2 separate regions of the Homo sapiens genome follow, and region 1 is linked to region 2. The links are chromatin loops, found by intact Hi-C in ENCODE. Cell type or tissue: dorsolateral prefrontal cortex. All regions are shown on one strand. Each heading gives the region's core, and the rest is flanking DNA. Links, peaks and the distances in the headings are about the cores only.

The links. Hi-C counts contacts between places; a loop is a spot of excess contacts. Peaks named below come from ENCODE experiments on the same cell type or tissue, not always from the same donor. Only the 100,000 strongest peaks of a DNase experiment are listed, where the experiment ranks them.
Region 1: it touches region 2 in a loop (3-fold over the local background); 16 of 110 quality-filtered maps call a loop at or near these places.

The regions. Positions count from the first base shown.
Region 1 is chr11:82,768,380-82,784,492 of GRCh38, forward strand. LINC02734 (long intergenic non-protein coding RNA 2734) reads left to right here and starts at 13,123. Exons shown (of 3, transcript NR_183631.1): 1 at 13,123-13,216. In dorsolateral prefrontal cortex, for the core only: CTCF peaks have their summits at 7,585 (motif pointing right) and 7,785; no DNase peak of the experiment used is centred there.
Region 2 is chr11:82,860,627-82,876,739 of GRCh38, forward strand. The region is part of intron 1 of PRCP (prolylcarboxypeptidase); the gene reads right to left. Among named protein-coding and RNA genes, the nearest start is that of PRCP, 32 kb to the right of the region's middle. RefSeq lists an enhancer at 6,947-7,206. In dorsolateral prefrontal cortex, for the core only: CTCF peaks have their summits at 3,770 (motif pointing left) and 3,977; a DNase peak (open chromatin) is centred at 3,775; H3K27ac peaks cover 3,137 bases.

The sequences.
Region 1 (16,113 bases), core at 5,644-9,643, 88 kb before region 2:
CAGATACTTGTAGCTCTAACAAGATATATATCCATATCCTAAATTCCATATGGGTTCTTTCCTAAAATTGATAATAGAGGCTCATTTCCTGTCCTAGGCTCTCATGATTGTCTTCCTTTTATTTTTTAAAAAAGCAAGGCATAGCCCTTCTCTTTTTCTTTCCCCCTTTTCCTAATCCTTTTCCCTTTCTCTTTATTTCCTTTCCCTTCTCTTCCTGAACAATTCACTTCTAAAGCATTTAGGTGAGGCAGAGCAAAGTAGAAGTCTGTCTTGGCAGTGCAACAATGGGTCAGGATGAAGAAGGGGAGCTGTAGTGGTCCACGGTCAGGTGTCAGAGCCCAAGCAGGGTGAGAGGTATTAAGCCTGGGAGGCAGCCTGATGTTGGCAAGAAGGAAGTTCATTGGACTGGAGCTCACTGTGGAGTGTCAGAGCCAGAGCACAATGAGGAATGGGGAATGACATGATTTGTCCAAGCAAGTAAGGCAGGCATCCATGGAGAGGGGAGGCCCAGCATGCAGTGTTGAAGAATGTGGAAGAGGTCATTCATGTAGGAGACAGAGATGGGAAGTTGGCTTTATACAGGGAGATGGATCAAAAATTAAACATATTAAGGATAAAAAGAGCCAAGATTCTCCCTTTCAGAGAAGACAGGTATAAATATTGAAATGTAGGGGAAAGAAACTAAAATAGTCCCTGCTATATTGGATTAGAATTGGAGGCTTTGCTATGAACTTTTGGTTTTCAATACAGGCAGACATATGTAGAAATATAGACATAAATGCGTGTTCCCTGGTCCTGTCCACTAAGAGAGTCTGGAAACAGCAGTAGCCCAATAGTAGTGAGCACACCTGGCACTTAGATCTTGACTCCTTGGATAACTGGCTGATTTTAATACTGATGAGGGAAAGCACAAAATGAGCCTGGAACATCTTTTGTGCCAGAAGAGACTTGCTCAAAAAATGATGAAGATTTGTCCAAAGGACTCAGAAGCCAGCTTGAGGAGGTTGCCACTCGCTAAATAGAGAACAACTTGAGCATCAAAATAAATAATGATCATGATGTATCATAATCCATTCAATAAGGCCAAGTGTGATGGCTCATGCCTGTAATCCCAACACTTTGGGAGGCTGAGGCGGGCAGATCACCTGAGGTCAGGAGTTAGAGACCAGTCTGGCCAATATGGTGAAACCCGGTCTCTACTAAAAATACAAAAAAATTAGCCAGGTGTGGTGGCCGGCGCCTGTAATGCCAGCTACTTGCGAGGTTGAGGCAGGAGAATCGCTTGAACCCGGGAGGTGGAGGTTGCAGTGAGCCGAGATCACACCATTGCATGCCTGGGCGACAAGACCAAGACTCTGTCTCAACAACAACGACAAAAATCAAATAAAATCGGATACCATAAATCCAAACAGACACTCATAGGTATATGACTAAATTAAAGATTTGTTAAGAAATTGAATATTTACAAAGCTTTAAAATACCTTTCCACAAATATGTATTTTGTGTAGTGTAAGAGTAATTTTACAGTGGATATGTAACTTGACAGAGGGTACAACTTAAGTGATCAGTGTAAACATCAATTAAGGGAGAGATTGAAATCTTATATCATTGATATAAGAATGCATTGAGAATACAGAAACATCTCTGAAATATTTCTGCCTAAAATGCATAATCTGAATCCAACATGAGAAAATAGTAGACAAACCCAAATCAAGGAACATTCTACAAAGTAGCTGGCCTATAATCTTCAAATTGCCAAAGTCATGAAAGAAGGAAAGACTAAGGAACTGTTCTAAAATGAATAACACAAAAGAGACAGGACACCTAAATGCAAGGAGTGATAAGGAGCAAATTCTGGTGTAACTTGAATAGGATCTAAGAAATATATAGTAATAATGTACCAATGTTAATTTCCCAATATTAACTCTTGTACTGTGCTTATGTACAAGAATGGCCTTCCTCACAAGAAAGTTACACTAAAGTATTTGGGAGTGATGAGACATCATGTCATAACTTACTCTCAAATGGTTTATACCCACAAAAAAATCTTTGTATTGTATCTCAACTCTTTGATAAGTTTGTGATTATTTTGAAATAAATAATAATATAATAATAATAAAAATGGAGATGATTAATCTCAAATCTTAAGACAGTGTATTGTCATGAAGTGTAAAATGTCAAGGGCATCAAAATGAAGAGATCATGTTACAAGCCCTTCAATCAAGGCACTGTGAAGTCCACCATCCCATCCATCTCATTAAGAAATGCATTTACAAATATGACCTTATCTCTTATCTTTAATAATCATTAATTAAGTTGCTTAATATTTATGTTGATTTGATCAGTTAATAATAGAAATGATAAAGCAAAAAGAAAGGTTTTGATACTTTGAAGCTTTATCGTCATTATGGTCATAAGAAATTTTATAATATTTATACATACACATGAATATATACATTTGTTGCAAAAAACTATGATAGGATAATCTACAAAGAGACTTTCAATATTTTACTTAAGAATAAAATTATTTTAAGGCAGTGGAAAAGAAATAAGAAAAAAGATGAATACAAAATTTTCAAATATTGAAAGAGAGTTTGTTCATTTATTTTATTTTATTTTATTTTATTTATTTATTTATTTATTTTTTGAGGTGGAGTCTCACTGTCTCCCAGGCTGGAGAGCAGTGGCTGATCTCGGCTCACTGCAAGCTCCGCCTCCTGGGTTGATGCCATTCTCCTGCCTCAGCCTCCCGAGTAGCTGGGACTACAGGCGCCCGCCACCACGCCCGGCTAATTTTTTTTGTTCACAGCGTTAGCCAGGATGGTCTCGATCTCCTGACCGCGTGATTCACCCGCCTCAGCCTCCCAAAGTGCTGGGATTACAGGCCTGAGCCACCGCGCCCGGCCGTTCATTTTTTTTTTTTTACATGGATGATAAGTAAGTTTCTTTTTTCTTTTCTTTTCCTTTTTTTTTTTTTTTTTTTTTGAGACGGAGTCTTGTTCTGTCACCCAGGCTGGAGTGCAGTGGCATGGTCTCGGTTCACTGCAACCTCTGCCTCCTGGGTTCAAGTGATTCTACTGCCTTGGCCTCCTGAGTAGCTGGGATTACAGGCACCCACCACCACGCCCAGCTAATTTTTGCATTTGTAGTAGAGACTAAGTTTCACCATGTTGGCCAGGCTGATCTCGAACTCCTGACCTCAGGTGGCCCGCCTGCCTCACCCTCCTCCCAAAGTACTGGGATTATTAGCGTGAGCCACCTGTGCCCAGCCAATGCTGTTTCAAAATACATGAGTTTCATAAAAATTTGCATGGATTCATTTCAGAGTCATAAAATAGTTTCTTTTTTAAAATGTCAATATTTGTAATGTATTTTAAAAATACATTCCTTGCAATATTTAAACATATATGAAAATGGCAGATGTCAACTTGAAAATATGTGAGGGGGTATGAAGCTGTTTAAAATTCCTTTAGGGAGAGGCCAGGTGAGGTGGCTCACAGCTTATAATCCCAGCACTTTCGGAGGCCAAGGTGGGTGTGATAGCTTGAGGCCAGGAAGTAATTCAAGACAAGCCTGTACAACAAAGTGAGACCTCATCTCTACAAAAATAAATAAATAAATAAAAATTAGCCAGGCATGGTCTTGGTCATGCCACTGCATTCCAGCCTGAGCAGCAGAGCGAGTCCCTGCATGAAAATAAATAGATAAAATAAATAAAATAAAATTCCTTTAGGGATACGCAAGCAAAACGTTTGAAGATTTCTGCTCTAGACTACATATATATGATCAAACATGTTCTCACATTTAATGGAAGATAAACATATATATCGGCATTATACAACAAAAGTTATAATACAAGCCACAAATGCAAGGTGCATATGTAGTTTTAGGTTTTCTAGCCACATTTTTAAAAGGAAAAAGAAACAGAAAAAAAAATTATAAGAACATATTTTATTTAAACTAATATACCAAAAATATTATCACTGCGCAGAACGCAATCCATGTAAAAAATAGTGATTTTTACTTTTTTGTCCTAAGTTTCAAAATATAGTGTGTGTTTTACACTCAGAGTACATCTCAATTTAGACCAGCCACATTTCTTTTCTTTTCTTTTTTCTTAACTTTTAAGACCGGGGTATATGTGCGGGATTGTTACATAAGTAAACTTGGGTCATGGGGGTTTGTTGTACACATTATTTCATCACCTAGGTATTAAACCTAGTACCCATAAGCTATTTTTCCTGATCCTCTCCCTCCCTCCTCCCACCGTTCACCCTCTGATAGGTCTCGGTGTGTGTTGTTCCCCTCTGTGTCCATGTGTTTCCATCATTTAGCTCCTACTTACAAGTGAGAACATGTGGTGGTTCATTTTCTGTTCCTGCATTAGTTTGCTAAGGATAATGGCCTCCAGCTTCATCCATGTCACTGCAAAGGACATGATCTCATTCTTTTTTATGGCTTCATAGTATTCCATGACGTATATGTACCACATTTTCCTTATCCAGTCTATTATTGATGGGCATTTAGGTTGACGCCATGTCTTTGCTATTGCGGGTAGTGCTGCAATGAACATACACGTACATGTGTCTTAATAATAGAACAATTTATATTTTGGGGGTATGTACCTAGTAATGGGATTGTTGGGTCGAATGGTATTTCTGTCTTTAGGATTTTGAGGAATTGCCCCACTGTCTTCCACAATGGTTGAACTAATTTACACTGCCACCAACAATGTATAAGTGTTCCTTTTTTTCCACAACCTCACCAGCATCTGTTATTTTTTTACTTTTTCATAATGGCCATTCTGACTTGTGTGAGATAGTATCTCACTGTGGTTTTGATTTGCATTTCTCTAATGATCAGTGATGTTGAGCTTTTTTTCATATGATTTTTGGTCACGTGTATGTCTTCTTTTGAAAAGTGTCTCTTCATGTCCTTTGCCTGTGTTTTAATATAGATGATACATATTAGACATTTGTCAGATGCATAGTTTGCAAAAAATTTCCCCCATTCTGTAGGTTGTCTGTTTAATAGTTTATTTTGCTGTGCAGAAGCTCTTTAGTTTAATTAGATCCCATCTGTCAATTTTGCTTTTTTGGCAATTGCTCTTGGTGTCTTCATCATGAAAGCTTTGCCTGTGCCTGTATCCTGAATTGTATTGCCCACGTTGTCATCCAAAGTTTTTATAGGTTTGGGTTTTACATTTAAGTATTTAATCCATCTGGAGTTAATTTTGTATATGGTGTAAGGAAGGTAGACCAGCCACATTTTAAGTGCTCAAAAACCACATGTCACTACCATATTGGAGAGTACAGGTATATCTTCAAAACCTAGTAATTCTGGCACATCGAATTTTTAAATTCTTTTTTTTTTATGAATAGGAAGTAGAAAACTTTAAACTTCTATATAAGGACATGAGATGAGAATTAGCTATAATTAAAATAATTTTATGATAAAACTGGTTTTAACTACAATAATAAATGAAACATACTGAATTGGAAAGCAATCATGAAAAATTCATCCATGGATTTGATCCACTGTAGCTTGAAAATTTTGGCAGCCTCAGCACACATTCCAATTGCATTTAAAGCAATCAGCATCACCTACCTATATAATGTAATGTCTACTTCATTAGCTGTTCAGAGGAGCTTTTCTTTTCTCTAATGATACAACCCTAGGTATTAGTTTTTAGAATGGTTAAAAAGAATTTCTTACATTTAAATGTATTTTTTAAAGACTTGTTTGGCATTGGTATTTTTTACCAACCTCTCACTTTGCTTTGTTTCCAGACTCCTCTCAAAGGCAATAAACTTTTTAAATAATCAGATAAAAGGTATAATCATTAGACAAAAATTGTCTGTATTCCCACCGCCTCACTCTATGACAAAGATTCAGAGACAAATTTGAATGCTGAGAGAAGTTGCTTGCAAAGGGGCCAGCTTCCAAAAGAATGCATGCACTGAATAAAAACTATAGCAATATTTACAGACAAAAAGAACAAAGTTAGTGTTGTTTTGTCCATTATTGTCATTGAAAGAAAAACAGTAGCTTCTCATGTGATTATTGTATATGCAAGGGGTGCTACACAACTGCTAAGGTCAGCATTGCAAGCAGTGAGCCATGTAGTTGTTTTCTAAGTGGAAGTCAATAACTTAGAAGAAATAAACCAAATCCTTCATCCTTCATCTCTGATAGGAATTAATGCTAAGCAAAACTATTAATTGGTTTAAGAAAAGATAAAGTGTTGTTTCATGGTTTATCTCAAATTACAAAGTGTTTTCTGGACTGTGGGTCATTACGTAGTTGTTTGTTCTTATTTGTGAAAAGTGTTAGGGTAAGGTCAGGATATCACTTTTCTTTTCTCATCTGCCTGAATTCAGCATACCTTAACAGAATCTGTAAAGTACCAGAAGAGCAGTTGGACACACAGGCACATTCTTAAGCAGATGTATTTTAGGACTCCAAAATTTAAAATATGAAGCTAAGGATCTGAAAAATCAATTCCCTTAAAATTATCCATGATTACAAATACTTATTCTTGTTTCTAAGAGTTTTCTAGTTTTGACTCTTATATTTGGAGTTATTCTCCAGTTGAGTTAATTTTTGTATATGGTGTGAGTTCAGGGCTCAACTTCATTCTTTTGCCTGTGGATATCCAGTTATCCCACACCATTTATTTTTCTTTTTCAATTGAATTGTCTTGGCACTTTTTACAAATACCAATTGACCATAAGCATAATGGTTTATTTCTGGACTTTCAATTCTATTCTATTAATCTGTATGTCTATCTTTAGATATGACACCAAAAGCACAAGAGATAGAAAAAAATAGAAGGAGCTTCATTAAAATTTAAAACATGTTACTGCAAAGAATAGTATGAATAAAGTAGAAAGACAACCCACGAATGGGAAAAAAAATTTGAAAATCATATATCTGAAAAGATATTTGTATCCAGAATATATACTAACTCTTACAATTCAAAATAAAAAGGCAACACAGTTTTAAAATGGGCAAGTGATTTGAATAGGCAGTTCTCCAAAGAATATATACAAATGGCCAATAAGCATAGGAAAAGATATTCAACTTCATTGGTACAAATAAAACAGCAATGAGTTGTGACTTTATATTCTCTGGGATAGCTAAAATAAAAAAGACAATAACAAGTGTCAGTAAGAATGTGGAGAATTGAAACACTCACACATTTCTGGTGAGAATACAAAATGGTGCAGCCACTTCAGAAAACAGTTTGGCAGTTTCTAAAAATATTGAACATGAAAGTATTAGAAGAGCAAGATTACGGACTAGAAGTCTCCACCAATCATCCTCCCCATAAGGACACTAATTTAACAGCTATCTATACAAAACAAGCACCTTCATAAGAACCAAAAATCAGGTGGGCACTCACAGTACGTGGTTTCAACTTCATATCACTGAAAGAGGCACTGAAGAGTCAGGAAGAAAAAGAAAGTCTTGAATCATCAATACCAACCCCTCACCCATCACCCAGCAGCAGTGGTACACATCTCTGGGCACTAGGGGGAGGGAGAGAGCAGCAATTCTGAGACATTGAACTCAGAGCTGCCCTATTATAACAGAAAATAAAACCAGAACAAATTCAGCTGATGCCCACCCACAGAGGGAGCAATAAACCAGCCGTAGCCAGAGGGAAATCTTGGCTCTTCGATGGCATTTCTGGACCTGCCCTGGGCCAGAAGGGAGCCCATTGACCTGAAGAGTGAGTCCTAGGCCAGGCAGCATTCACCACAAGCTGACTGAAGCAACCTCAGGTCTTAAGAGAACATCAGTGGTAGTCTGGCAGTACTCCCCATGCACCTGTGATGGTAGTGGCTACAGGTGAGGCTCCTCTGCCTTTGGGAAGAAAAGGGAAGAGTGGGAAGGACTGTGTCTTGTAGTTTGAGTGCCAGCTCAACTGCAATACAATAAAACACCAGGTAGACTTCTAAGGTTTTTGACTCTAATCACTTCCAGACGGCACTTCTCTCTCTCACTCCCAGACATCACCTCTGGACCCACCTGGAGCCTCGCAGAGCTCACCACCCTGAAGGGAAGAACACAGGCCTGGCTGGCTTTGCCACCTGTTGATTGTAGAGCCCCAGGGCCTTGAGCAAACATAGGCCATAGCTAGGGAATGATTACAGCGGGCCTTGGGAAAGACCCAGTATTGTGCTGGCTTTAGGTCTAATCCAGCACAGTCCCATTAGTGGTGACCACAGGGGTGCTTGAGTCACTCCACTCCCATTTCCATGTGGCTCAAAATAGACAGAGAGACAGACTCTGTTTGTTTGGGGAAAGTAATAGAAGAGAACAAGAGTCTCTGTCTGGTAATCCAAAGAATTCTGGATCTTATCCAAGACCATCAAGGCAGTACTTCTACAAGTCTGCAAGAACCACAGTGTTACTGGACTTGTGGTGCCCCCTAAAGCAGTCACAGGTTGGATCACAACAACCAAATCCTTTTGAATATCTGGAAAACCTTACCAAGAAGGATGGGTACAAACAAGCCCAGACTGAGAAAACTACAATAAATACTTGACTCTTCAATGTCCAGCACAGATGAACATCTAAAGATATCAATAATTGATAAACAGAAAAACATGACCTCTCCATGTGAACTAAATAAGGCAGCAGGGATCAATCCTGGAGAAACAGAGATATGTGAACCTTCAGAAAGAGAATTCAAAATCTGTTTTGAGTAAACTCAAAAGAAATTCAAGAAAACACAGAGAAGGAATTCAGAATTCAATCAGGCAAATTTAACAGAGACTGAAGTAATTAAAAAGAATCAAGCAGATATTCTGGAGCTGAAAAATGCAATTGACATATTGAAGAATGTATGAGAGTCTTTTAATAGCAGAACTGATCAAGCAGAATTAGTGAGCTTGAAGACAGGCTATTTGAAAATACACAGTCAGAGAAGACAAAAAGAAAAAGAATAAAAACCAATGAAGCACACCTATGGGATCTAGAAAATAGTCTCAAAAGGGCAAATCTAAGAGTTATTGGCCTTAAAGAGGAGATAGAAAAAGAGTTAGTGGTAGAAAGTTATTTAAAGGGATAATAACAGAGAACTTCCCAAACCTTGAGAAAGATATTAACATCCAAATACAGGAAGGTTATAGAACACCAAGCAGATTTAACCCAAAGAAGACTACCTCAAGGCATTTAATAATCAAACTCCCAAAGGTCAAAGATAAAGAAAGAATCCTAAAAGAAGCAAGAGAAAGGAAACAAATAACATACAATAGAGTGCCAAAACATGTGGCAGCAGACTTTCAGTGGAAACTCTACAGACCAGGAGAGAGTGGCATGACATATTTAAAGTGCTGAAGGATGAAAACTTTTACCCTACAATAGTATATCCGGTGAAAATATTCTCCAAACATGAAGGAAAAATAAAGATTTTCCCAGACAAACAAAAGCTGAGGGATTTCATTAACACCAGGCCTGTCCTACAAAAAATGCTAATAAGAGTACCTCAATCAGAAAGAAAATGACATTAATGAAAAATAAGAAATCATCTGAAGATACAAAACTCACTGGTAATAGTAAGTACACAGAAACACAGAATATTATCACACTGTAGTTGTGGTGTGTAAACTAATCTTAAATAGAAGTACTAAATGATGAACCAATCAAAAATAACACAACAACTTTCAAGACATAGTACAATAAGATGTAGATAGAAACAACAAATTTTTAAAAAGTAGGGCAACAAAATTAAGACAGAATTTTTATTAGTTTCCTTTTTGCTTGTTTGTTTATGAAAATAGTATTAAGTTGTTATCAGCTTACAATAATGGGTTATGAGATAGTATTTGCAAGCCTCATGGTAATCTCAAACCAAAAAACATACAACAAATACACAAAAAATAAAAAGCAAGCAATTAAATCATATCACCAGAGAAAACTGTCCTCACTAAAAGGAAAACAGGATGGAAAGAAAGAAGGAAGAGAAGGCCACAAAACAACCAGAAAACAAATAACAAAATGACAAAAGTACATTTTTACTCATCAATAATAACATTGAATGGAATTGACTAAACTTTTCAGTCAAAAGACATAGAGAACCTGAATGGATTAAAAACAAACAAGACCCAATAATCTGTTGCCAACAAAATAAACACTTCACATATAAAGAAATACACAGACTGAAAACAAAAGGATGGAAAAGTATATTCCATGCCAATAGAAACCAAAAAAGAGCAGAAGTAGCTATACTTATATCAAACAAAATAAATTTCAAGACAAAAACTATAATAAGAGACAAAGGAGGTCACTATATAATGATAAAGGGGTCTGAATTGCTAAAAAGGATATAACAATTTTATATATATGCATCCAACACTGAAGCACCCATATATATAAAACAAATATTATTAGAGCTCAAGAGAGAGATAGACTCCAATATAATAATAGCTGGAGACTCTAACACCCCACTTTCAGCATCGGAAAGGTCTTCCAGACAGAAAATCAACAAAGAAACATTGGACTTAATCTGCACTATATACCAAATGGACCTAATAGATATTTACACAACATTTCATCCAACAGCTGCAGAATATCTTTTCCTCAGCACAAAGATTATCCTCAAGGATAGACCATATGTTAGGTCATAAAATAAGTCTTAAAACATTCAAACAATTGAAATAATATTAAACATTTTCTCTGACCATGATGGAATAAAGCTATAAAAACAAGAGGAATTTTGGAAACTATAAAAATACATGGAAATTAAACCATATGATCCTGAATGACCAGTGAGCCAATGAAGTAATAAAAAAGGAAGTGGAAAATTTTCTTGAAACAAATGATAGTGGAAACACAACAGACCAAAACCTGTGGGATACAGCAAAAGCAGTACTATAAGGGATATTTACAGCTATAAGTGCCCACATCAAAAAAGAAGAAAAACTGCAAATAAACAACCTAACAATACACCTTAAATAACTAGAAAAGCAAGAGCAAACCAAACACAAAATTAGTAGAAGAAAAGAAATAATAAAGATCAGAGAAGAAATAAGTGAAATTGAAATGAAGAAAACAATACAAAATAATCAATCAAACAAAAATGGTTTTCTTGAAAAGTTAAGCAAAATTTACAAAGCATTGGCCAGACTAAGAAGAGGGAAGGTCAAAATAAATAAAATCAGAGATGAAAAAGGAGACATTATAACTGATACTGAAGAAATTCAAAGGATCATTAGTGGTTACTATGACCAATTCTATGTCGTTACATTGGGAAATCTAGAAAAAATGGGCATATCCTAGACATATACAACACACCAAGATTAAACCATGAAGAAATCCAAAACCTGAACAGACCAATAACAAGTAATGACATCAAAGCTATAATAAGAAGTCTCCCAGTAAAGAAAAGCCCAGGACCCAGTGGTTTTACTGCTGAATTCTACCAAACATTTAAAGAAGAACTAACACCAATCCTACTCAAACTCTTCTGAAAAATAGAGGAGGAGGGATTACTTCCAAACTCATTCTGCAAGGCCAATATGACTTTGTTATTAAAGCCAAACAAAAACACATTAAAAGGCCAAGTGCAGTGGCTCACACCTGTAATCCCAGCATTTGGGGAGGCTGAAGTGGGTGGATCACCTGAGATCAGGAGTTCAAGACCAGGCTGGCCAACATGGCAAAATCCAGTCTCTACTAAAAATACAAAAATTAGCTGTCATGGTGGTGGGTGCCTGTAGTCCTGGCTACTCAGGAAGCTGAGGCAACAGAATTACTTGAACCTGGGAGATGGAGGTTGCAGTGAGCCAAGATTGTGCCACCACACTCCAGCCTGAGCAACAGAGCAAGACTCCCTCTCAAAAAATACTTAAAAAATAAAAAACACGTTAAAAAAGGAAAACTAGTGGCCAATATCTCTGATGACTTTTTGTTTGTTTGTTTGTTTTGTTTTCTGTTTTTTGTTTTGAAACTGGGTCTTCCTCTGTCACCCAGGCTGGAGTGCAGTGGCGTGATGATCTCAGCTCACTACAGCCTCGACCTCCCAGGCTCAAGCAATTCTCCCAGGAGCCTCCCAAATAGCTGGGACTACAGGCACATGCGACCAAAATGTGATTTCTCACCTGATCTCCCTAGTCCCCACTCTGACCGGTGTTCCATAATGGCATTCTTGTTCCTCATGGGGAAACATAGACTGATGGTTGCAAATCCCATGTCTGCCAGGGCCAACACATTAGCCATCACCATCATAGATGATTGGCCTCCACCTTCCAAGTCTTAAGTAAATGCATCTTATTGTCAGAACTTAAATCATACCTAGAACCCTATGGCAAGAAAGTTCAGTAAATGTATATTTTCTAGCCTCTGTAGTACAGGGAGTGAAGATGGTGCCTTGTACTCAGTTGGGAAAGACTGGAGTAAGAATGAACTTGAGGAAAATGTTCTCTTTTGGCCATGTTAATTTTAAATTTTAATTAAATTTTAAATTTAAATTTAAATTTTAAAATACCGAATTTAAGGATGATGTGTTGCACAACTCTAGGGGATTCAATGGAGTGCCATCTACATTTATATATATATTTATATATATATATATAGACATATATAGATATATCTTATATATATCTATATATATAGACTTATATATAGATACATAAATATATATATTTAAATTTTTGTACAGACAGAGTCTCACTATGTTGCCTAGGCTGGTCTTGAACTCCTGGCCTCAAGTAATCCTCCTGCTTTGGCCTCCCTAAGTTATATATATTTTTTCATGTTGAGATGTATATTGATTCTGAGACATATATATGTATATATGTGTGTAAGTATATGTGTGTGTGTGTGCACCTAAAACTATATGTGATGGACCTGCCTCTTAGAATCAAAGTGAAGATTGTTGGGTTCATGAGTTTAGAGCTCAGAGAAGAGGTCAGGGCCAGAGATAAAACCCAGGACATCAATATGTAAAAGTTATGTAAAGAAAGCCGTGATACTAAATGAGATCATATAGGGAAGGAAGAGTCTAATAGCACCTCAACATTTAGAATTCAGAATGAAGAGAAAGAGCCAGCAAAAGAAGCTGGTCATGAGTAGCCAATGAGGTAGGAGAAAATGAGAAGAATGTAGTGTCATGGAGACAAAACTGTTGCATTCTGTTGAGAGATCAAGAAAGATGCTGGCTGAGATCAACCATTCGGTTTTTGACACAGGACGGCAATTGTTACTGGTAAACAAGAGTGGTTTCATTATGATCGTGAAGAATTAGGATAGGCTAGAAGATGAGAAAGTGGAGTGGGTATAGCCAACACTTTCAGGAAATTTTACAGTAAAGAGGAGAGAAGAAATGATAGAGTAATTGTTGACTGGTGGCTAAAGATAGGTAGAATCTGTCACATTCAAAACGTAACCTTTCATTGATAAAACAAAGACACTTAAACAGGAATAGATATTGAATTTTATTAATAACGATTTTTAATAGACTTTATTTTTTAGAGTTGTTTTAGGCTTACAGAAAAATTGTACGGAAACTGAGATTTCCCATGAAAACCCTCCCCATGCACACATGGTTTCTCTTATGATTAATATCTTGCATTTGTGCTATTTGTTACAACTGATAAGCCAATATTGATTCATTATTATTAACTAAGGTTTATAGTTTACCATAGGGTTCATTTTTTGGGTTGTACAGTTTTATTAATTTTGACAAATGCTTAATGCCATGTATCCACTCTTCCAGTGTCACACAAAATAGTTTCACTGACCTAAAAATGCCCTGTGTTACAATTATTTGTCCCTTTTCTCCAAACCTCTACCAACTGAGGCAGAGAATAGGGTCTGGAGGCAGGGAACCTAAGGCCGATTCATGCTGACTGGACATCAGAGGCTACTTCCTTTTCAACCCCTCCTTTTTCTGGGTGGCAGATGAAAAATGACAATATCTCTAAATGGTCCCTTCCCATAACCAATCAGACTGGTCATGGGCCTACTCTTCACTCTGATTGGTCCCCTCCTACAACCAATCAGACTGGTGATGGGCCACTACTGCGTTTGCATAGAGTGAACCAATGGGAAACCTCTAGATGGTATTTAAATCCCAGAAAAATCTGTAACCGACACTCTTGAGCCACTTGCTTGAGCCCACTGCCACCCTGAGGAGTGTACTTTCTTTTAGAATAAATCTCTGCTTTTGCTGCCTTGCTTTGTTTGCGCATTTTGTCCAATTCTTTGTTCAAAATGCCAAGAACCTGAACAACTACCTTCAACCGGTAACACAACCATTGATCCTTTTACTGTCTCTATAATTTTGTCTTTGCCAGAATGTCAAATAGTTGGAATCATATAGTAAGTAGGTTTTCAGATTGGTTTCTTTCACTTAGCAATATACATATAAGTTTCCTCCATGTCTTTTTACAGTTTTATAGTTCATTTCTTTTATCACTGAATAATATTCCATTGTACACAGTATGTTTTTCCATTCACCCATTGAAGGATATCTTAGTTGCTTCCAATTTTTGACAATCAAGAATAAAACTGCTATAAGCATTCATGTGCAAATTTCTGTGTGGATAAATTTTCAACTCATCTGGGCAAATACCAAGAAGTGAAATTGCTGAATCATATGGTAAGCCTATGTTTAACTTTGTTAGAAACTGATAGACTATCTTCCAAAATAGCTCTACTATTTTGCATTTCCACCAGCAATGAATGAGGATTCCTGTTGTTACATATTTTCACCACTTTGTGTTGTCAGTGTTTTGGATTTTAGCCATTCTAATAGGTGTGTATTGGTGTCTTAATTTGCAATTACGTAATAACATATGATGTTGGGCATTTGTTCATATGCTTATTTGCAAACTGTATATTCTCTTTGGAGGTGCTTCAGTTCAGATCTTTTGCTCACTTTGTAATTGGGTTGTTTTAACACAATTGGGTTGGTTGTTTATTGTTAAGTTTTAAGGGTGTTTTGTATATTTTGGGTGTAAGTCCTTTATCAGATATGTGTTCTGCAAATATCTTCTCCCAGTCTGTGGCTTTTCTTTAAATTTTCTTAATATTATCTTCCACAGAGAAGTCTTTAATTTTAATGAAGTCTAAATTATCAACTTTTTCTTTCATGGATCATACTTTTGGTACTATATCTAAAAAGTCATCGTCAAACCCAAGGTCACCTAGATTTTCTCCCATGTTGTCTTCTGGAAGTTGTGTAGTTTTTTGTGTCATGTTTAGGTCTATGATTCATTTTGAGTTCATTTTGTGAAAGGTGTAAAATCTGTGTCTAAGTTTTGTTTTGTTTATTTTGGTTTTTGGCATGGTGATGTCCAGTTGTTCCAGCACTATTTATTGAAAAGCCTTTTCTCCATTGAATTGCCTTTGCTCCTTTGTCAAAGTCCTGTTGAACTATATTTGCATGGGTCTATTTCTGCGCTCTCCATTATGTTCCACTGATCTATTTGTCTATTACTTTGTCAATGTTTTCATCACTATGGCTCAATAGTAAGTCTTGAAGCCATAGAGTGCCAATCCTCTGACTTTATTTTTTTTTTCCATATTGTGTTGGATATTCTGGTTCTTTTTCCTTTCTATATAAACTTCAGAATCTGTTTACCAATATCCATGAAATAAATTACTGTGATTTTGATTGGGATTATGTTAAATCTATATGGGAAGAACTGACATTTTAATAACATTTTCTTGCTGTCCGTGAACATGGAATATCTTTTCATTTTTGTTTTCTTTGATTTTTTAACAGTTGTATAGTTTTCCTCATATAAGTATTATACATATTTTGTTAAGTTTATAACTATGTCATTTTTAGTGATAATATAAAAGAAGTCGTGTTTTTAATTTAAAATGTTAATTGTTCATTGCCATTAGATAGAAAAGCAATTGAGTTTTTTATATTAATCTTTTTTCCTACAAACTCACTATAATCACGTAGTGGTTCCAGGATTTTTTGTTGGTTCTTTAGAATTTTCCAAATAGATAATTATATCATCCACAAGCATAGTTATACTTATTCCTTTTCAATCCATATCCCTTTTAAATCCTTTTCTTATTTTATTGCATTAGCTAGGACTTCCAATGTGAAGTTGAATAGGAATGGTGAGGGAGACATCCTTATTT
Region 2 (16,113 bases), core at 1,651-5,650:
TAATACATCCCATTATTTTTCAAAATACAGTTTTCCATTACTATCTGAATTTTCATTGTACAAACTTTCAATATTAAAAATTCATGAACTAAATAGACTACTGAAAAGGTCCATAAACCTTGTCACCCCAGCACACCATAGATATTCTAAGTTACAAGAATTTCATGTCTATATCATTCCCACCAAAAGAAATTAGGGCTTATTAGTGAAGTGGCTGATTGACATTTGGGACAAGGAAGCTGCAAGATAAGCTTATGCATTTTGCTGTGCAAGGAAGCAAGAAAGTGCTCACAATTAATGGAGAGTTATATTTAAAGAAGATAGGAACCAACCACAAGGAACTATCACTGGCAATCATTTTAATAAATTGAACGTAAAACAAAAACAAATTAAACATAAAAAGAATAATGACTGTAGTTAATTGAAACATTCAATTCATGAAACTCCATTAGTCCACAAAAATATTTCTAAAAAGGAAAGAAAGGAAAAGGTTCATTTGCCACCATTTGTTTATTAAATCAACTCTTACTCTGAAATTGGGAATTAAAAAGTAAAAAATTCAACATTTAACCTGCCTGTCCAACAGAACTGTGTTTGATGGCTACGAATAGTCCCAGTTAATAAAGAAGAGCTGTGTTTAGTCAAATGTCAGCTAATGTGGAAGGAATGACAGAATTAGAATATGACAGTTCTGTAAAGTTACTGATTCAGGCAAGAATTATCAATTGGTGTTAAAAGCATTAGGAAAATGAATAATATGAAAATGAACATTCATATAGTATCAAAGTAATACAATAGAGAATACTCGCTTGTCACAAGGGGAAAACATAACTACAATGGAAGGATCAGGCTGCTATCACTTTAATCTAGTAATTAATTTTGTTAGTATCATCAATGGTAGAGCACGCAGGGATTATGTATCTCCTCATGTGGCACAACATGAAGCACATATCACCTATGACGTATTCCTGCCGAAAATGTTTCATTTCATCTTAATCCAGCCTTTAGATCTAATTTCCAGGTTCCAGGAAATATAAAGGTAAAAGAGCAAGTTGAAGATATTTCAAAGGGACAACAGATACTGAAGGTAGAACATTTTACAAGACAATTGACAAGGCAATATCATGAGAAAGGACTATTTTAGATTAAATGAATTTTAAGGAACATAATAACCAGACATAATACATGACCCTGGATTGGATCCTAGTTTGAACAAACAAGATATACACAATGATGTAGGGACAAATGTGTAATTTTAATATGGACTAGTTATTAAATGATACAGGTTGAGCATCCCTAATCCAAAAATCCAAAATCCAAATGCTCCAAATCTGAAACTTTTGAGCACCAACATGATACTCAAGGGAAAGGCTCATTAGAGTATTTCAAATTTTGGATTTTCAGATTAGGTATATTCAGTCAGTAACCATAATATGACTATTACAAAATCAAAAAAAAAAATCCAAAAAAAAATCCAAAATCTGAAATGCTTCTGGTCCTAAGCATTTCAGAAAAGGAATACTCAATTTGACCTAAAGACTTGTTCATTTTGTCAAAAGTGTTCATATTGTTTTGGCTACATAAGAAAATGATTTCTTAAACGGAATTTTAAATATATTTTTGAGATTTCTTTTTACCCTTTGAGATTTTTTAACTTACTATTTAAAATGTAATTATCAAATACTATAACATGGTAAGATTCATGTACAACAATCTGAATTTACAGATTTACCCTGCAGCACAGAGTCTCACTGAGCCTTTAGCATCATGGGGGCTAAATTCCTCAGTGCTTTGGAAAGACAGAAATGAGAATGCAGCACCCAGTCTGGGTCAGACATAGGCTGTTCCAGCGCTGCTCCAGTCTCCCAGGAACAGTGCTTAGTTTTGACCTAAACCAGACCCTGTAAGACTTGCCTAGGTCATTCTAAAACAGATGGGACTTCCTGCACCCAGCTCTATCTACACACACAGTTCCCATTCATACCACTGGTCCCAAAACACAAGTGTCTCAAAACTTTACCTAACTGCAAACTTCCTGGTATCTATGATCATCACCATATGTAGTCCTAAAATATGATATTCTAATCTAAAGACTGTCTACTTTTCAGGAAAATAAGCAGTTTTTATGGACGAGGTATGTAATAATGATGTCCATGTGCTATAAACCCTTCCATTATACATGTTAATTTACTCAATCATTCACTCAACAAGAATCTATTGAATTCCTATTTTGGGCCAAGTACTAAGCTAAGCAATGGGATAAAGAGTTGGCTGAGCTGCAATCCCTGAATTTAACTTAAGCTAATTCAACTATATCCACTCAGCCTAAAAATGAAAGGGCAAGAAAGGCAGACAGACAGTGAAAGGAAGACGGATAAGTGATTCCACCTGCTTCCATTCAATTAGTACAGTGGTTCTCCAGGTGAGGTCCCCAGACCAGCAGTATCAGCTTCACCTGAGAACTTGCTGAAAATGCAATCCCCTTGGCTGAATCCCAGACCTACAGAATCAGAAACCATGAGGGTAAAACCCAGTAAACTGTGCTTTAACAAGCCGTACAGGTGATTCTGTAAAGTTTTGAAAACCACTGAGTTAGAATAAGCACCAAAATAGACATTAATTTGTTATTCCTTCTCTTGTTCTAGGTTTCAGAGTACCTGAAATACTGTAAGTATCTCATCATGCTGAATGAGACTCTGGTGTCTAAAGATTTGAATTACCACTGAACATACCCCCAAATATAAGCTAACTGTATCATTTGAAACTCAACATGAGAAACCACCACAGGAACACCTTTCGAAACTCAGCAGGTTTCAACAAGGGAGGAAAGACTGACTGTGTTGGACTTAAAGAAAGGAAGCTCATGGCTCTCTAACAAGATGCCTTCCCATGAGATTCTTGAAGATAATTTTGCCCTAATGATTTTCACCTCACCCACTGACTACAGAACTGAGTCTTCATGTAAACTGAGATATTGCCGTAGCCTTTAAAAGCATCCCACAAAGAAAAACATTAATAATCCAGTCTAAAATTTTCAGATTTGAAAACATGGGTATGTGTTTGTATATGTCATGCTAAATATAACTGATATAAAGTTCTTGCCAGAGAAACACTTCCATCTAGAATCACAAGGGCCACAAGAACTTCAGAACCAGAGAAAGCCAAATTCCCTTGTGTGGCCATGCCCAAGGTACTCCTGCTCCCAGCAATCAGCCTTGATTGTTAAGATTGGGGAAAAGAGAGAGGAACCCTGGCAAGAAAGCAGACTTCGGAGTTAAAAGACCTGAACTTGAATCTCTTCTAACTGTGAAGCCTCGGGCAAATTACTTAACCTCTCTGAACCTTAGTATCTTCCTGTATAAAATAAGGATAACCACATACAATTCAAAGGATTTCTGTGAGGATAGGGAAAATGCACCTAATGTACCAGGCATAGTTCCAGATATATACGTGCTTAAAAGATGTTAGTTCTCCTCTCTATCCCATTTGCACACCAATCCTAAGCACGGAGTACTTAGATGGGAGACAGATTAAGTTCTTCACAGAATTACAGGACCTTAGAATGTCAAAATCTCCTATTTTCTGAGTGCTTCACCTAGGTGCTAAACAACTGGAAATACGTAGTGAAATGTTCTTTGCACAACATGAATTTACAGAATTTCCTTGGCTCCTTCCTATCATCAAGGATATCAACTTCTGGCTAGATAACTAGATAGTTTTCAACACCTAATGGCCAGGCACACTAGGGGCAGCATGCCCTCTGCTGTTGAGAAGTGGGACCCACGTGCCACTCCCTGTTCTGGGCTCCTGAATAAAGATTTTATGAATTACAACACGGAAAGGTCACAAGGGCCTTAGAAACCATTCCGTCTGTGTTGCTCAACTGAAGAAATTAGGCTCGAAGAGGTCACATGACTTAGCCATGGTCACAAGGCAGAGGCAGAGCTAGAACTTTATTTTTGCAGTTTGGTTTATTGAACCAATTAAAATAAATAATAGCATGGTAAAGACAACACCGTATGACCTTGGAAAGGAAACAAACCTCTCTAGTCATGCACAGCAGTTCTTTCTAGCACGTGGTCCTAGAAATTTCATTTTTTCTTTTTTATAATTTTTTTTATGGCCCAAGAAATTTCAAAACATGCTTCCCCACTTTACCATGTGGAGGAGAAATAGATCTGTGAGAATGGGTAGGCAAGAAGAAAAGAGACCATCCTTTAAATGATGTTTATTGTATAAAAGTAATTATTTGGACTTTAAAACCACTCAAGAATAAAGTTCGCATCCAGAAAAATCAGTAGCAACATTACATCTGTTAGTTTTGATGGCAACTTGGGGACAGCGGGGGTGGGAGAGGTGGGGATGGGAGGGAATAACACAGAGCACCTACCACGTGTCTGCCACAGTGCTGTTGCTCTACACAGATCCCTTCACCATCTCGGCAGTTACCCTCTGGGGCCACTTTCATCACCCAGTTTTAAAATAAGAAGGCTGATGCTCAGAGAGGTCAGAGAGCTTGCCCAAGGTAATGTAACTAATAATTAGGAATCAAATGTAATTCTTTTCATGTGCTTTTAACCCCTACCCAATCCCGCCTCCAAGAAAACCCAGATCTTTATACTCCTTGCATTATAACACGCTCATGCAGATAAAGCTGACTATAAACTTCAACCCTCGGTAGGCGACACTTAAGAGTGAGTATCTTTCTCCTAAATTTGCAAAATGAAGGACAAATCTCCCAGCCATTTACTAACAGTTACATTGCAGAATATGTGGAATGTTGGTCTTTTCACTGACCTGACAATAATTGTTACTACACTACTATTGCTAACTCCATTAGGCCACTGATAAAACCAAAATCACATTGGCTCCTTCTTGGCAGCCTTCGGTTTTAGAAAATTCAGTATGCAGTTGGATTTATTCAGGCACCCAGACATCTAATAACAGTTAACTAAAATTTTACTAAAGATACAAAAAGTATACCCAGAGATATACATGACCAAAAAAATTAACTTACGCCTCCAATAAATCAAAGCACCTTAAAGGAGTTTTTCATGTGCTCTGGTTTCCAACTCTAATGCAGAGATCTAAAATAAAATAAGACCCTCTTTCTCCCATTTGATGTGTGTGTCTTATATTAATTTGGGGATTGTGGGGTTACATTCCATTAGAGTTCTTAAATGGAGACTGACAGCTTTCTGGGCAAGCTTGATATGCCCTGAAAGGATGGACACTTTTATGTTAGAAGAACACGGGTTCCCAAAGAAGGACTAAAACATGGAAGGAAGGTGGAGTTTAGACAAGCCCTAGATCTACAGTTGGAGAAGGATGGATGTCTAGGAGTGGATTCCTACTAAGTTGTCCCTCACACATGGGCACCCTAGAGGTAGGACAAGATCAGAGAGCAAGCCACATCTTATGAGTCAGATCTCTGGCTCTTGGATGACTCCTGGTTTATTTCTTCTTTATTATGTCAAGGCCTTTCAAAAACCCTGCTTAAATGTTCTACCTTTACTCATCCATACAATGAAGATACCAGAAAGTATTGGAGATTAAATTTGACTTAAAGAATTAAAGAGGAAACGGTATCCCCCAGTGAGTGTAGTGGTAGCAAAGGAAATGTTTACAAGTCCCTCCAAGAGGAAGGTGAGTCCAAGAAGATACTGTCCTCCCTTCCCACGAAGATGCTCTCGTCATTGCCAACCTTAGAGGGTCGAGCTTCCATCTTAACAAAAAGGGTGGAAGTCCTCTCAGAGATATGCTTCAAAGGCAATCATCTTCGTATGTAATAAGACACTGCTCCTCTTTACACATACTTCTATAAGTGTTAACCAGGAGACAGAACTGCATTCCCTGACTCCTATGCTTTTTTTTTCCTAACATGCCCCTAATCTTAAAAATGAGACTCTTAGAAATAAATTTATTTAAAGAGAAAATGGTAAATGAGAAAGGGAAGCAAATAAGTGATAATGGGAGAGTCCATCATGGGGAAAATTTAGTGCCCCAGCCTCCTATACTCAGATGGTTTGAAAGGCAAGAACACAATAGCTACCACAGTGCCCTTGTACATGGCAGATACTTTATAGATAATTGTTTTTAATTTTTTTTTTTTTGAGCCGGAGTCTTGCTCTGTCACCCAGGCTGGAGTGCAGGGGCGTGATCTCGGCTCACTGCAACCTCCACCTCCCGAGTTCAAGCAATTCTCCTGCCTCAGCCTCCCAAGTGGCTGGGATTACAGGTGCCCACCACCACACCCGGATAATTTTTGTATTTTTAGTAGAGACAGGGTTTCACCATGTTGGCCAGGCTGGTCTCAAACTCCTGACCTCAAGTGATCCACCTGCCTCAGCCTCCCAAAGTGCTGGGATTACAGGCATGAGCCACCGCGCCCGGCCATAGATAATTGCTCAACTGATGCAGTTTAAATCTTCTAAGTAAGTGGTTCTTGTGTTTCTGATTATGAGGTTCCCTTCTTAATGTTAAAATTATCACAGATGTGTTATATATTAGTAGCCAGTGCTTGAGAAAATATGAGAAGCTATTATAAATTCAATAATGGTATAAATAAATATCACAACAGCATCTATCTATGTGGAAAAAAAAATTGTGCTTAGTAACCAAATGGGGAGAGAAAACACCCTCTCGAAAAATTCTGCAGTGCTTAATAACCTTTCTTTCCTCAAACCAAGAACTCCTGGGCCCAGAGGGGGAATTGCTAAGTTATCAAAATGCTGTGAAACCAAAACACTCTTTGCTTTACTGCTAAAACAGAGGTGAAAATATCCTGCCGTTGAGAATACCTAAAATGCTCCAGTAAATCAAGAAATAACATGTTTTGACAAATAACAGTTAAGTGTTTCATTAGAGGGAGATTCTATCTGTTGGTCAAACAGCTCTGTGAAAGCACCACATAATCAATGCCTTCCCACGGCTTCAGGAAGCTTTGTACTAGAAGAATTACCGGGCCACAGCTCAAGCTCCCAAATTAGAGATAAAGTGCTGCTGTAATCAAGCACTGCATATAAATTTTAGGAAATGACACACCACCAGAGGGCGCCCTTATATAAGTAGTAAAGTCGGAAAGACCATTACTTTTTTTTTGTTTGTTCTCTAAGAGACGGGGTCTCCCCTCTGTAGCCCAGGCAAAGTAGAGTGGCCAGATCATAGCTCACTGCAGCCTCGAACTCCTGGGCTCAGGCGATCCTCCTTCCTAAGCTCGAGAGTAGCTGTAACTAAAGGCGCACACCACCACACCCGGTTTGTTAAGTTTTAAATTAAGTTTCAGAAAATCTTAGGACAGAAAGGGAACTTAGATCTCAAGTCCAAACTCTTGGATAAAAAACAGACACAGAGGCCAATTATTTTAAATCTTTCTTTTCTAAATAAATATATTATATGTTCACATGATTGAAACAACAATCATCCCCCTTCTTTTTAAAGTCAGGATTCAAAATCTGTGCTGTCAGAAACCAGGATATTGGTTACCAGTGCAGGGGAAAACTGACTGTAAAAGAGAATGAGGGGATTCTGGAGTTAGGATAATGCATTGTTCTGTATGTATAATAAGATAATTCAAAAGCAGATTGATAAACATTTAAAATCTCATTGAAGATATATATTATTTTACAAGATACATGTTTATATTTCTATTTCACTATACAGGCATATGTAAATTATATTGCACTAAATCACATTAATATTAAATTTTTCTTTCATTTAAAAATACTTATTGAGTGCTCACTAAAAGGCAGGTATTAAGAAAAAAACTAAGATACAATTCCATTTCTCAAGTTCTGGAGAATCTAACAGAAATGATTAATGTGCTAGTAAACAACCAAGCAGTGGTGTGGTTAAGTTCTGTATACAAAGCACTGTGGGAGCTCAGAAGCCAAAGTCACCACCCTGCCTGAGGAAATTACAGAGGGCTGCACCAAGGAGGTAATATCTGAGCTGAAACACAGAGAAGAATTTTTTTTTTTCAGGTACAAAAGAGCATTTCAAGCAAAGGAAGAAAAACATGTGCAAGGCTATGATGAGCTATACAGAATGAGCATAAATTCAGGAACTGTTGTTTTACGGCAAGAGGTTTATGAGGGGAAGACATGGGAGATGAGATTAGACTCACTGGGCTGCCACAATGGCTCACACCTTTAATCCCAGCGCTTTGGGAGGCTGAGGCGGGAGGATCAAATTGAGGCCAGGAGTTCGAGACCAGCCTGCCCAACATGGCAAAACCTCTTCTCTACAAAAATACAAAAAATTAGCCAGGCATGGTGATACACGCCTATAATCTCAGCTACTTGGGAGGCTGAGGCCCGAGAATCACTTGAACCTGGGAGGCAGAGGTTGCGGTAAGCCAAGATCACACCACTGCATTCCCACCTGGGTGACAGAGCAAGACTCTGTCTCAAAAAATAAATAAATAAATAAGGAAAAAGAAAAACCTAGGCCAGGTGCACTGGCTCACACCTGTAATTCCAACACTTCAGGAGGCCAAGGTGGTAGGATCACTTGAGCCCAGGAGTTCAAGACCAGCCTGGGCAACATAGCAAGACCCTGTCTCTACAAAAAATAAAAATATTAGCCGGGTGTGGTGGTACATGCCTATAGTCCTAGCTACTCAGGACGCTGAGATCAGAGGATCCCTTGAGCCCAGAAGTTCAAGGTTACAGTGAACTATGATCATGCCACTGCACTCCAGCCTGGGCGACAGAGTGAGACTCCATCTCAAAAAAAAAAAAAAAGAAGAAGAAAAGAAGAAAAGAAAGAAGGAAGAAAGGAAGGAAGGAAAGAAAGAAAGCGGTATAGAGAGACAGAAGAAAGAGAAGGAAGGGAAGGGAAAGGAGGAAGGAAAGAAGGAAGAGAGGGAGAAAGGGAGGAAAGAAACCTAGCTGAAATCCAAGATTGTTTCTCTAAACCAACAGTGAATGAAAAACATCCACTGGAAATAGACTCAAATAGGCAGGGACTTTTTTCTGTTTTGTCCACTTCTGAGTACACAGTGACTGGAATAAGGCCTGGCATGTAGTAGAAGACCAATGAATATATAGAGAGTAAATGAATGCATGCATGCATCATGGCTCTGCAGTTGGTATAAAAACAAAAATGAGAATGGAAAGCAAAGTTCCCAAGAAGGTCAAGTTTGTGCAGGTTCATTTATTGGGTGGGTCTGTTCCCAGCTTTGGAAGAGTTGCACAACACTGTAGTTGGATGTGCCTTTTGCCCAGTGACAAATCACATGCCTAATGGAGAACCCAAGCCTTAAATCTAAGAGCACCACATAACATTTGGACTGCTGAGGAAGCAGGAAATGCATGCCTTCTGCTGGGTGAAGAAACAGTTCTATATAACTACAAATAATATGGACAGAAGGCCAACATTGCAGGGAGTGCAGGAGAAGGACTAATCAGCATTTTACCAAAGCATATTACCTAAAATATAATTGATCTTGGTGACAAGGTTATAAGTCAAAGTTTTTAAGACTGGAAAGGACTTTAAAGTCATGGCTGTCAGCCAGGACACAATAACTTTACCTGAGAAACAGCTTTCTGTAAAATGTACAACATAGCAGCTCGTTCAGCAGCATACTAGTGTTTGGTGAATCCACATGTGCTGCAAAATGTTGATTTGATCAATGTGTAAAATTTGTGTTTCCAACAACAGAGTTTTAAGAAGGAAGAAACAGGGAAGAGGTATAATACCCTAGGACAAAAAGTAATTGGAGGGAATAGTTGAGACTCTAGGTAAGTGAGGGATATGTGATGCTGCGAGATCCTGGGAAGGAAGGAGGGAATGGGGTCAATAGCACCAACAGAAGGATCTGACTTGGGAACCCCTTCTCCACTGGGAAACAGATGGATGCAAGAGTTATCTTTCTAATTACCGAGGGAGGAAACTAAAAGGATTCTAGTTAAAATGCCTCTCATATAACACCTTAGTTTTTAGTCAATGAAGTAAAGGGACAAAGTAATCTATTAAAAGAGATAGTAAAAGAGAGCCTAGGATGGCAATGATTTAAAGACAGAGGTAAAAGTTCAGCATGGAAGAAAAAACTGATGCCTAGGCCTCCATAAAGCTCCTGAGGTTGGAGACTGAATTGGTATGCACAATAATCTGCCGCTTAGCAGATATTTACAACCCAGGAGCAGGAGCAGAGAAGTTTAATGGTTGGATAAAACTAGGATGAGAATGTCATAAAGGGGTTGTGAGAGGACAGGGGGCAAGAGAATTAAGGTCATTCCTATCTTCATGCAGCCTGAATATGCCCAGAGCTATGAGGTCCTGTCCACCACAGACAAATGCTGCCATAATCTGTTTGCTGATTTGCAAGGTAATCTAAACTATGCTGTATTTATTCTATTTTAAGGAGTAAATAATCTTGCCAGAACTCATATATATGATATATAAGCATTTCAATAATAATCTCATAAAAATAATGTAAGGCTGCATATCATCAAGGCCTTGAAAGTTTATATTCTTCTGCTTTGTTAAACATAAGATGATGTGTTACTGATTTTCTTCCTTTATAGTCTATTGTTCTAAATGTTTCTCTTTTTTTTTTTTTTTTTTTTTGAAACAGAATCTGACTCTGTCGCCCAGGCTGGAGTGCAGTGGCATGATCTTGGCTCGTGCAAACTTCGTCTCCTGGGTTCAAGCAATTCTCCTGCCTCAGCCTCTGAGTAGCTGCGACTATGGGCGTGCCCCACCATTCCCTGCTACTTTTTGTATTTTTAGTAGAGACGGGGTTTTGCCATGTTGCCCAGGCTGGTCTCGAACTCCTGAACTCAAGTGATCCACCCGCCTTGCCCTCCCAAAGTGCTGGGATTATAGGCATAAGCCATTGCACCTGGACTGTTCTGAATGTTTCTTCTATACATGCAAAATATTCTCCTGACACCACTGTTATAACTACATCACATCTTCTGAGAGATAGAGGCTGGTATCTGCTGGTATAATGTAAAAGGACAAAGACCCCTCAACCTCCAAAAAAGGCAAAAACCACGTTTCTCACGAACAGGAGTTCAGACCTGTGATCTATGTAACTCACAATCCAATCTTGCATACTACCACTCCTCCTGCAAAGAACTGTGATGACCTCATAAATCTTCTGTTCTCCAACTGAGCAACCCCAGTTCTTACTATTTCCCATATAACACTATATTCTAAAGTCCTCCTAACCCTGCTCACACTGGATTAATTAACATTCCCTCTTACAGATGGTGTGCCCAGAGCTGAGTACAATATGTAACGTGGTCTAATAAAGTGCCTTGCTCATCACTGGCCAGGAATAAATAACCGATGAGTGTGCTTATAGACCTTATCCATGGTTTTGCTTTCTGCAGTTTCAGTTACCCATGGTCAACCATGGTCAGAAAATAGGTGAGTACAGTACAACAAGATATTTTGAGAGAGAGAAAGAGACTACGCGTTCACATAATGTGTCATAGTTGTTTATTATTCATTATTGTTGTTAATCTCTTATTGTGCCTAATTTATAAATAAAACTTTATCACAGGTATGTATGTATAGGAAAAAACATACTATATATAGGGTTCAGTACTAACCGACATCTCTGGCATCTACTGGGGGTCTTGAAACGTATCCCCCGCGAAGAAGGGAGGACTACTGTATAGCTCCAATAACACAGCCTACTTTAAATTGAAAGTCATGTAGGTATACTGGGTTGCATAGCATCCCCCCAAAATTTATGTCCTTCCTAGAACCTCAGAATGTGACTTTATTTAGAAATAGGATCATTGCAGATGTCATTAGTTAAGATGAGGGCATGCTGGAGAGGGGTGGGCCCTTAATCCAATATGACTGGTGTTCTTATAAGAAAAGAAGAGACAAAGAGGCACAGAGAGAAGAATGCCATGTTAAGACACAGATGCACAAAAGCAAAATGGCCATGTGACAATGGAAGCAGAGACTGGAGTCAAGCAGCTTCCAGCAAAAGAACGCCAAGGACTGCCAACAGCCAGCAGAAGCTTAGCGAGGGACACAGACCAGACTCTTCCCCGGAGCCCGGACCAGGCTCTCCCCAGGAGTCCCCAAGAAGTAACCAATCCTGCTGACACCCTGACTTTGGACTTCTGGCCTCGGGAAGTGAGAGGATAAACTTCTATTGTTTTAAGCCTCCTAGTTTGTGATACTCTGCAGCCCTAAGAAACTAATACAGAAGGCCTCTCTATGGAGGTGGCAATGGAACCGAAGCCTGAAGGAGCCAGACAAAGAAAGAACTCTAGAAAGAAGAAACAGAAAATACAAAGAGCCAGAGGCCAGAAAGAGTTTAATGTAGAAAGAGAGATAAGATCAGTGGTGAACAAGAGAGAGAATGGTACTGGATGAGGCTTAGCGCTAAGTGGGCTATGATAGGGAGACTGAACTTAATTTAAAGGCAATAGGAAGCCTTCAAGAGTTTTAAAACTTATTCTGATCTGTTTTTTTTTTTTTAAAAAAAAAGAAAGTAAGAAGAATAAGTAGAAGGCTATTGAAAGGTTCACATGGCACATGATTATGAGAACAAGCCAGGCTTCAAGCCAAGGTATGTCTCTCTTAAATTGCTACATATTTAACATATATGACAATGTTTAATCTCCAAAGTCATAATACACCCCAGAAAGATCTCAATGAAGAAGGACTCAATATATGACATCAGCAGTATTCGTTTAACAACAATCAACAAAAGGAAGTCTTTTGAACAGCTGTAGTCACCACTATAGCCCACTTATAACAGATTCTGCAGTGGCCCTGACTGTGGGCATTTTAAACACGAAATGCCCCACTAAATTGGCAAAAGAGTTCCAAGGCCATCAGGCTCCCCCCAGCATTTAATAGAAGTCAGTAAAGCATATTCTATTGCTACCCTTTTCTCCAAAACCTATTCAAGAAATTGATAGAAGGTAATAAAACTAATTGTTCTCAAATGTTTAGGTCCCGTTCCACCCTGGTGAGATAAAAGACATCAGCAGCCACAATCTTCACTGGTTACCTCTGATGAATTAATAAACTACATGTTTAAAAAAGAAAAAGTACATACAAACATAGTATTACAACATAATGCTAAAATACAACTCTTCTTCTTCCATGGAGAATCTTCTGTGAATGATACCATGAGAACCACTGAAACAGAAAACCTACAACCTCTTTTCAGAGACTGCTTTAAAATAAATTTTTTTATCACATTGAAAAATACATGATGTTAAAGCACTCTGGAAAATTAAACTTTACAAAATCCCCACATGAATAGCATCCACCAAAGGAAGCAGCTGAGGAAAGTAATGTCTAAGTTTTTTCCTCCCTGGAAACTCCAACTCAAATTCGCAGTCCTGATTTCACTATAAAATGTCCTCCAGGGACTTTTTATCATTATCTTAAAGATACACTCTACAGACTATTCATTGTTTTGCACATTCATCCGGTCTAAATGATAATGGCGCTGTAAAAAAGATAAAGGAAGGGAAAAGGATATCCTCAGCAGAAACCAAAAAGCTCAGAACAATAACAACAAGTTCAAATGTAACCAAGTGGCTTCCTTTGATTACTTTCAGGTGGTTTTGCCACCACGACACCAGATAATCAACAACTTCCCAGAGTTAGTGGGATGTGTAAGTATTTCTTGAGTGCCTACCATGGGATAAGTACTAGAGTATAACAACAGTGAACAAGCTAGATATGGTCACTGCCCGCACAGGGCTTATAGTCTGGTGACAGACAACAGGAAACAAAAAACAAACAAGCAAATACACAAATAAGAACTTAGAAACTAATTGTACAAGTTTTACCTGGGTGCGGTGGCTCACACCCGTGATCCCAGGACTTTGGGAGGCCAAGGCTGGCAGATCACTTGAGCCAAGGAGTTCGAGACCAGCCTGGGCAACATGGCAAAACCCCGTCTCTTCAAAAAATACAAAAATTAGCATGGCATAATGGCATGCACCTGTAGTACCAGCCACTCAGGAGGATGAAGTGGGAGGATCACCTGAGCCCAGGAGTTCAAGGCTGCAATGAACTGTGATCACACCACTGGACTCCAGCCTGGGCAACAAAGTGAGACCCTGTCTCAAAAAAAAAAAAAAAAAAAGAAAAAAAAGAAAACTAGTTGTACAGGTTTTATTCTGATAGAGAATAAAAGAGGCAGATCGACTTCTAACAGGGTGGTCAGAAAAGAAGTCCTGGAGCAGGCAATAGTTAAGCCTTTAATCCACACAGCCGTCTACCCTGTGAAATGTCCTGGGGGTTCTATTCAACGCCACTCCCTTCATGAAGCATTCCTGCCTTCTTTGTGCTTTCATGGTATTTTAGCTATATTATAATCTTTTCAAATGTATCCTTGCACAGTAGTTATTTATACATACATGTCTTATAACCACCATACTGTTATAAACTGTAAAACTGTAAAAAAAAAAAACCTGTATAAAAAAAGTTAGAATCTGTTGAACACACCATGTGTGTTATTTCTTCCTGCCCCTGTGAATAGTGTAAGGGCTGAACTAGGACTACATGTAAATAATCTCAATTGTTCTTCAGAGGAACCCTATGGAGTAGAGAGGCTGTGTTTTCCCCACCATGCCTTACTGCCTCTCCCTTTCTGGCTAATCTCTGTATCCACAAAGTGCAAAACACAATGTGCACAGGCCTTACTACATCAATGACTCCTGAGTTGAACTGGAAGAACTGAGAAGTATGATGTGACATCTGAAGACCAAGTGACCTCACCCGAACTTAGACTACACCAGTTAACTCTGCTTTAGGCCTGTGGGGCTACCAGCAAGACTGTTTTCTTTCTATCAGAGGTGTGTTAGCCTCAGGAAATGTGAACAGATCCTACAATTACTCAGTTAAAATCCAACTCAACCTTGAAAGGTAGAAAAGCTGTAAACACATAGGTGACTATAATTAATACTGAGCCTCCTCAGCAAAGACAAGGCTCTTTCATCGTTCCACCATTTCCTGAGTACTTACTCTGTGTGCCGGGCTATACTGGATACAAGGATAAAAAGCCTTATTTTTTGCTCTGAAAGAGGCCACAGTCTACCAGAGGAGACAAGCAAGCAAAGAAATTATTTCTATATAAGGAATGCACATTATGAATGTGGGTGAGAACAGGGTGATTGTTATGGCAGCAAAGAGGAGGCACAACCCAACTAACCAGTGGTACACAAGGCCGTAGCGAAGGCAAACTCAAGAGAAGCTGATAATGTCTGTCCTGGCACCCTGCTCACCTCTTTTCCAGCCTCGTCTTCTACCACATGGCCCTCTCCCACTTCATATTCCAGAAATGCTCTGGACATACGCTTTCTGAAGTCTCCAGGCTTCTCTACATGGATTTCCTCCTGCCTGGAATGCATTCCTCTCTCGCATCATTACAAAAAAAAATTACTACCTCATCCTCAAAATGTTCATTCAAGTGCTGTCCCCTCTACAAAGTTTTCTAGGACAACCCCAGGCCCAAAGGAGAATGCTCCTTCTCTGATCCTATGACAGCTTCCAGAACAGTCACCACCACACTGTGCTGTCACTGTTTTGAAGGTTGGCTCAGCACAGTGAAAAGAGCCCAGCTCTGTAGCCTGAAAGTCCCACGTTGAAATGCTGATTGTGCCACTTTCTAGCTAGGTGTACCTCAGTTACTTCATCTATAAAAGGGAAAACTAACTTCCTTACAAGGTTGCAAGGATTCAAAGTGGTGTGTGTACAAGTCCCTGACCACAGCAAAGGCTCAAAAAGTACTCCCAGTGACTGATAACCATCAATAACTTTATACTGTGGTATTAAACAAAACACACACAAAAGTACATTACAACCATATGTGTATTTTTGCATTTGGCACGTGATATAGTTTTGCTGTGTCCCCACCCAAATCTCAACTTGAATTGTATCTCCCAGAACTCCCACGTGTTGTGGGAGAGACCGGGGGGAGGTTACTGAATCATGGGGGCCAGTCTTTCTTGTGCAAGTCTCGTGATAGTGAATAAGTCTTACAAGATCTGATAGGTTTATCAGGGGTTTCCGCTTTTGCTTCTTCCTCATTTTCTCTTGCCGCCACCATGTAAGAAGCGCCTTTCACCTCCTGCCATGATTCTGAGGCCTCCCCAGCCCTGTGGAACTGTAAGT